Regions from separate parts of the Homo sapiens genome. Here region 2 is linked to region 1. Evidence: read pairs that join two places in POLR2A ChIA-PET (ENCODE). Cell type or tissue: PC-9. All regions are shown on one strand.

What was found. Peaks named below come from ENCODE experiments on the same cell type or tissue, not always from the same donor. Only the 100,000 strongest peaks of a DNase experiment are listed, where the experiment ranks them.
Region 2: POLR2A ChIA-PET joins it to region 1 with 6 read pairs; 1 of 35 experiments calls an interaction of 5 or more read pairs at or near these places.

The regions. Positions count from the first base shown.
Region 1 is chr15:51,840,974-51,844,973 of GRCh38, forward strand. The region is part of intron 1 of TMOD3 (tropomodulin 3); the gene reads left to right. Among named protein-coding and RNA genes, the nearest start is that of TMOD3, 13 kb to the left of the region's middle. In PC-9, no CTCF peak of the experiment used is centred here; a DNase peak (open chromatin) is centred at 2,058; H3K27ac peaks cover 2,720 bases.
Region 2 is chr15:52,286,810-52,290,809 of GRCh38, forward strand. The region is part of intron 1 of MYO5C (myosin VC); the gene reads right to left. Among named protein-coding and RNA genes, the nearest start is that of MYO5C, 7.0 kb to the right of the region's middle. RefSeq lists an enhancer at 1-52. In PC-9, no CTCF peak of the experiment used is centred here; a DNase peak (open chromatin) is centred at 1,742; H3K4me3 peaks cover 580 bases; H3K27ac peaks cover 2,934 bases.

The DNA of each region.
Region 1 (4,000 bases):
TTTTTAGAGGAAGTGTGATATTGTGTAAAACGTATGGCTTTTAGGGTCAGGTTCAAATCTCACATCCACTACTGAAAAGTACATATCCTTGAGCAGGCTCTTAGCCTTTCTGAGCTTCAGTTTCTTCATCTGTAAATTGGAGATAGAACTATTTTGCAAGGTTATTATGAGGAGATGTGTATGATAAAGTGCCTGGCATATAACAGGTATACAAACAAAAATTGATTCCTTTCTTTTTCACTTCATTATAATATGATATGGGACATGATCCCTTTATTCTGAGAGACTAAAGTAAAAAATGAAAGAAATGTTTTCCTATGATGTAATTAAGATATAACCAGTTTTATTCTATCACTAAAGGTAATAATTGATAGTTGTTGTCATAAGTGTTAATTTCAGATATATTATCCTGAACTCCTGTTTTGGGTCCTTCTAAGCTCTCAGCAACCTCCTCTCTTTTCCTGCATTATTTTCTTTTACTTGTATGTGGCTCCCTTGATTTCCCTCATTTGATATTAAAGGAAAAATGTCCTTTAGCCCCCTTCTAAAGAACCTATCCCAAAGCAGACCTTATGTCCTGGAGACTGTGAACCAAGCTTCTTGGCCAATAGCAATGATTTCTAAGACTTCCCTTCTTTCATCAGTTCTGCTTTCTTCAGTTATCACCAGTCTTAAGTATTAATTTGTTTTTCTTTCTGCCTCCACCCACTCCCATTTCTTCTTTCTCTGAAACTATCCCCAATTGCCACTAGCTGTATGGTTCTCATTATTTCAGTAGTTTTTTATGGTTTGGAGTTTTTTTAATTATTATTTTGAGATGGAGTCTCATTCTGTCACACAGGCTGGAGTGCGGTGGCACGATCTTGGCTCACTGCAACCTCCGCTTCCTGTGTTCAAGCGATTCTCCTACCCCAGCTTCCTGAGTTGCTGGGATTACAGGCATGGGCCACCACGCCTGGCTAATTTTTTTTTATGTACTTGTAGTAGAGATGGGGTTTCACCATGTTGGCCAGGCTGGTCTCAAACTCCTGACCTCAAGTGATCCACCCACCTTGGCCTCCCAAAGTGCTGGGATTACAGGCGTGAGCCACTGTGCCTGGCCTGGTTTGACTTTTTATTATATGTTTGTGTGTATTTTTCAAAGGCTATATTGTGGTAGTTCTTATCATTTATAGTGAACTCTCCTGTCTTAACATCATGAGGCATTTCTGCTTCTGTGCCAGAGGTTTTGTGCCTGCTATCTTGAAACTGCCAATTAAAACCTAGTGAATACCCCTCTCCCCTTACTTTACTGGACTGCATGCTGCTTCTCCATAGGCGAATACCCTAGCTCATGTCACCAGATTACTTTTTTAAAAAACAATTTTATCAAGGCATAATTTATATACCGTCAACTTTACGTATACAGCTTGATGATACCAAATTACTTTTCCTAGCAAGCCCTCTTCAGTGCTGTCTGTGGTGTGTAAGTCATCTTGCCCTTTCTCTTTGTGTTCCAAAAATTGCTTATGGTGGGTTGTGTGGATGTTGATTGTGGCTGCTGTGTGGTTACTTACAAGTGCCCTGTCTGTTGGTTATTTTTCAGCTATTCATTCTGAATATCATAGTACTTCATTAGGCATGAGGTTTTCTACATTTAGGGCCTAAGGTCAAGGTAGTGGGGCAGTGTCATTTTCTTGAAGAATTGACTCTCTTTTGCCCTACTATTGACTGAGTTCGTGCTTTTATCCCACCTCATGAGAATTATACCCTAACTCCAGGAGTTACCAAATCTCTTTTTGAGTGGTATTACATTCCCCACCTCCCTCATGAAGTACAAAATACATTATGCAAATTTTAGGCCTTGTGCCTCTTGAAAAACCTATTGTAACTACTACTCCCTTTCAATCTGAAAATTAATCATGATAATAAAGCTTGATGTATCTCCAGGCCCCTGACGTTGATTAGAGTAATACCAGTGGTATCTCTAAGTCAGAAGTGTGCTGTGTCTCTGAAGGTGCATATAAATGCCTTCACCATGTAAGAGTGAGGCATGGTCCATTGAGGAGCATTCATTCTTACCAGCTGGGGCACCGTACTCATGACTCAGTGGTGAGCAATGGGGCTAGATGGTATGCCATACCTGGAGCACTGCTGATCTTGAGAGGAGGAAAAAGAGTAGTCAGAGTTGGAAGAGCTAGAAAGGCTTTGGAGAGGACAGACTTCAGCTAGTCTTTGAATTGTGCAGCGTGTGGATAAGATAGAGAGGTGAAATTCGGGCCTGGGGTAAAAAGGATTGTTTAAGAAGAGTGACATCATTGTGGGAAACAAATGAGGCGGCCAGCTGAAGATGAACTTTGGATATCTGTGAGGCCCTGAGGAATCTAGCCTGATTAAAGCAGAGGATTCCTAGTGATTCTTAGAGCAAGTAGGAAGGGGAGTTTTATCAAAATCACCCGAGAAACTGTCAAACTACAAACACCTAACAAGAAACATTTCTAAGTAAAGGAGTAAAATGTTAAAAGCAGTGTTTTAGGTGACTGTAGGCAAGATACAGATGTTAGAGCAGGAAAACAGGAGCTTAGAGTCAGTTTGCTTGTCTAGAGCCTGGTCTGACAGAGGGCTTAGTAAAGCAGTATTTTTTACTTCCTCTTTTTATGAGGTTCCAGAAGTTTCTCTAGGTCTTAGAACCTTTCCTGGGAAGGGGCAGGGCTCAGAGACATAGGGCTTTGAAGAGCCTGCATAGGACTTTAGAAAGTTGTTTCTCTTGATGTTTCCTTAGGGAAAAGGTTTTGAGAAAACATACCCCAAAACTGCCCTCAATCCCAGTTTCAGGATTTCAATTAAATAGGGCCTTTGGTCCAAAGCTGTGGAACTTGGGAGAATATATAATTACATATTTCTTAAAATGAGCTTTGCTATTGGTTTCGCAGATTGCTAGTTTTTTTTTTTTAATAGCATTCTGAAATTCTAATATGACTGTATGATGGCCGATGGTTCTTATTTTGTTTTTTCTACCAAAGCACTTCTTGCTGTTACCTGAGTGTGGCATGCATAATTCTAAAGTCAGGGATAATATTTGTTATTTTTTCATATGCAGCATCAAACTGCAACAAATGATTGAATTGTCCTTTAAATTAAAAAAAATCAATAAATGCACATGGTACAAAACTCCTGGGGTCCTCCTGGATATATAGCAAACACTGAGTGAACCCTCTCCCTTGTATTCTCAGCTAACTAGTTTATCTCTGGTTCTTGTGGATCCTTCCAGAGTTATTCTCAAGCACTTATTTTTAAAAGTTGATTGTTTAGATTTGGAAGGACCTTGGAGGTCTTTTGTTAACCAGTAGACTTTCTTGAGGTACTAGAAAAAAGTGGGTCACAGTTGAGGAATAGATGTAAATGAATGATGGGGGGAGGAAAACCCTCCGAAACTCCTTAAAATATCACCTTCTGCGGTTAAAGCCTTTATGAAACCTGTTTCCCAAAGGCCTCTTTCCTAAATTCCAAGTCAATTTTTCTAACCTATTTTTTCTTATTCTGAAGTCTTTTTTCTAATATCTTTCAGTACTGTTCTCCTCTTGAGAGTCTTGGTTATAAAATTTAATTAAAGAGAGGCAGTAGTTAAATACTGTTAAATTTATTTTAATAAGAGGAAAGGAAATAAAGACCAAGGCAGAAATGAATGTGCTACTTTAGTATTCTTACTACATTGACAGAATTTATATTTAATTTTGTGATTGAATCTTTTTTGCATTAATTCCTATGATTTATGATTTGTAGGGAATTCATGTTTTCATGGAAACATGTCTAACTTTATTATGGAAATCAATGTGAAAATAGAAAATTAGCTGTATAAGTTTGCTTTATTTGGTGAGTTTTCAGGAAAGCATTTATTAATACGGTCATACTACTGTTAACTTTTTTTTCCCCTCTACTACTTAACAACATTGGCTCATGCTTGACTTCATTATTTACTTTGTTCATTTTTTAAGTCTATCTGGTTCTTGTTTTTCAAGTC
Region 2 (4,000 bases), 450 kb after region 1:
CCGCAGGGTCCTCTGCCTAGGAAAACCAGAGACCTCTGTTCACTTGTTTATCTGCTGACCTTCCCTCCACTATTGTCCTGTGACCCTGCCAAATCCCCCTCTGCGAGAAACACCCAAGAATGATCAATAAAAAAAAAAAAGAAAAAAGAAAAAAAAAAAAGAAAAACTAACAAACAAACAAACAAACAAACAAAGTTCACAGTTACAAGTACTAGACTAGGACAATGCTGGATGAGGAACCTATCTATTAGTTAATATAAATCGCCTTACTTAATCAATAAAACAGAAAAGTCACTGGATGGATATCAATCATGACTACCCCTAAATCATTTGAGTTGCTTTAATCCTTAACAGCTAGCAAAAAGCAGAAGCTTGCCGAAACGTGACATGGATGTGTAAGTTTTGAGAGAACGAGAATGGAAGAATGACCTGGCAGGCAGTGACACACACTCTTGTGCAGATAGGACGATGGAGGCCTCATAAAGAAACACACAGACACGCCTGTCTCAGGCACACACACCCACACCCATCCTTGTTGCCACGGGCTACACAGCTCCTACCCCAGGTCTGCTATTGAAAATATTTATTACTAACGTCATGAAGCTTACTTCATTAAAATGGATTAGGAATGGGATCCTCATAAGAGACACCTGAGAGTTGGATGTATTTTCTACAATATGTACCTATTACTTTCATAATCAGAACAATGAATGTTAATCTTTAAAGGCAAATATCAAAATATATGCCCCCCAAAAGAATTGTACATGAATTACCAAATTTATCAAGAATTGGCCACTACAGAGTCTCAGAACTGATTATCTACTCCAAGTTGTTTGTCAAACTCCTTTTTAGAGCTGCAGAAAGCCTACTTCAAAAGGAAGTTCTGGCCAGGCGCGGTGGCTCACGTGTGTAATCCCAGCACTTTGGGAGGCCGAGGTGGGTGGATCACCTGAGATTGGGAGATTGAGAATAGCCTGACCAACATGGAGAAACCCCGTCTCTACTAAAAATACAAAAGTAGCTGGGCGTGGTGGCGCATGCCTCTAACCCCAGCTACTTGGGAGGCTGAGGCAGGAGAATCGCTTGAACCCGAGAGGCGGAGGTTTCTGTGAGGCAAGATCTTGCCATTGCACTGCAGCCTGGGTGACATGCGTGAAACTCCGTCTCAAAAAAAAAAAAAAATTAAGTTGTAACAGCTGGCTAAGCGAAGCTGGTGAAAGTGGAGGTGTTCTGATGGGAGCTGGAGCTGAGAGCCCTGGGGGCCTTCCAAGGAAGCCTGGGCTCTGAGAAGTAATGTGAAAGTCACTAGGCCAATCAATCCTTTTGTTTAACAGAGCCCCTAACTGAAGCCCAGAGAGAAATAACTCACCAAACAGCAGACAGAGTCTCAAAGGACCAGGACTCCAGCAGAGCTAGGGCCTGTGACTCCTAGTTTGAACTCCGTATTAGTTAAGCGAATCTGGCCCTGAAAGTAATCCTGAACTCTGAACTGCAACCATCTACTTGAGAGTCCATGTGCTCTCCTAACTATAATTTAGGATTGGTTTCAGCTAAAAGTGGTATTAAATGGCAGGCAGTATTAGGACATACGTAACCACTGACGGCTTCTCTTCTGAAGACCAGTGACTCCTCAGCCCAGTACCCCAGGCCGCCCACACCCTGCGATCCTGGTGCTTCTGCTGGCATTGAGTGCCCTGCAGCTGAAACCCAGCCTGGTAAGTAAACAACGGTGAGTTTACTCAGCTCCGGGTAAGTTCCACCCATTCATTCCTGTCCCCTCCTCCCTCACATTCCTCTACCCACAAAGCAATGCTTCAAACTGGAGGAAGAGTTAACTTTACAGCATTCATCCAAACAGATGCAGTCCGCAGTTCATGCAAACAATGTAACCAGCTGTCAACTGACCTCCAGAATATGGGGCCTTCCCATGAGGCAGGAGTCTGTGGACTGGGATGGAACAGCTCGCCAAGCCCTTCAGCGGAGCCAGGAAAGAGAGGGCCACCTCCCAACTTCCCTGAGTGCCCTCCCCATGCCAAGGCGCCAAGCTGAGGCAGAGGCTCGGGACCACTGAACCTTATGAGCTCAAGACCATGCCAGCCACCCCCCCAAGGCACACAGGTGAGATGAGAACAGCATCTTCTCACGCCGCCTGCTTTTCTGAGGGATCTTCTGGCATGAGCCACAGAAATGACTTGAAGACTTATATGGAAGATGGGACAAGATGGGACGACATGTGTTTCCCTCCTAGAACCGCTTTCTGGACTGGGAGTGTCCACACTCCAGGTCAGCCAGGCCAGATTGTCACACCATGCCCCTCTCTTCCTCCTCCTCTTCATTCGCTCCTCATGGGCCCCTCCCCTGGCTCCCCTGCCCCTCCCACTGCCCCCCATGTCCGTGTCTCCCAAGGTCCTTCCCAGCCTCTTCTCATGATAGGCTGTTTCTGGAGAGTTCCACCCAATTCCACAGCTTCTGCAACTGCCTGGCACCTGTGCATCTGAGACCTCCCACCCAGATCGTGCACTGGAGCTCTACACCACATTTCCAATTGCCTCCAAGATGTCAGCCCCTAAATGTCCTCATAGACTCATAAATTCCAAACTCCAGTGATGCCGACGCTCCTCCTTCCTAGCTCTCTTGCCCCTCATGTCAGAAGCCTGGGACAGTGCTGGGCACCCCTCTGTGTCTCCACCCCAACAGCCCAACAGTCACCAGGTGCTAGAAAAGACTGCCTTTTAAAAGCCCTCTCCTGTCCGCCCCTGCCTACCAGCCCCCTTGCCATGGCCATAAGTCAGCCCCCAACCCTACCCCCACCAATCCTCTCTTGACTGGTGCAGCAGCCCCCGGAGGCTTCCTCAGCCAGGCTGAGCACGAGGTTTCTTTGGGCAGACAGACTCTCTCATCCGTACTTGATTGGAATTCCTGTGGGTGGGGCCCGGCAAGAGAAAAGCTTTGAAAATCAACCCCCACATGGGTTTTGAGGAAGAGCCAGGCCTGGGCAACCAGCATTCTGGCCAATTTCCTGCTCAGGCCTCACCCTCTTTTCAATCCACCCTCTGCCTGTGGCCACCCAAAACCACTAGCACTTTCTGGAACATGGCAGGCCTTCTTTGGCTTTCTGCTGTGTACTTCTGTTCCTTCCACCCTAGCCCCACCCATCCTCTCCCCATCCAAGAGCAAACAGCTCTGAACAGTCTGGAGTAGCTGGAGACACTCCTCATCTTGGCACTCTCCTTGCCACTTGCCATCTAGCAGAGCTGGATGCTTCCCTTGAGCGCTCTCTGCTCCTCCCCCAGGTATCTAGGCTGCCTCCCATCTCCCCCACTGGCATTTGAACTTTAAGAGCCTGGTCTTTGTGCTTGGAATCCAATGCAAAGGCTTCCCATAACTAGCACTCCATAAACAACTTTTGAACAAAAATTCAAATTCCCAGTGGTTCAGTTGCACCAATTAAAGACTAAGTATTTCAGTCTTTTCATCCCTTTTTTTCTCTTTGAACTACCCATACATAATACAATGGATACATTTAATTTTCCAGAGTTGTTAATGGTATATAGAAGTCTAAAAACTATTTAGAATTAGCCAAATTAAAAAAAAAATCGTTACGCTGAACTTTGACCTCATTTTAGACAGGGGCCCTGGACTGCTAGTCAAGACACTTCTTTTGACCTTGCACATCTGAGTTTCAGCAGAACTTTGAAGATATTTGTGAGTTCCTCTTGCACAAGTGAAAGAAACAGATGGTGGAATGACTGTAGTGAACCTGTCACTACACAGTCATAACCTGAGTTCTAATTAATGAGCAAGAGCAACCTTTAGGAAAAAAAAAAAAAAAAGGTCTCCAGAGGCATGCCACAGAGCTCTACCGCCTCCCCTTTCATTCAACACTTTCACCAGTATCGTAGATGAAAAAACAAAACACATGTATCAAACAAGCAGATGAAATGATTGATTAGCTAAAGATGATCAAGATTCAAAAGGTTTTTACAAGCTACAGAAACGC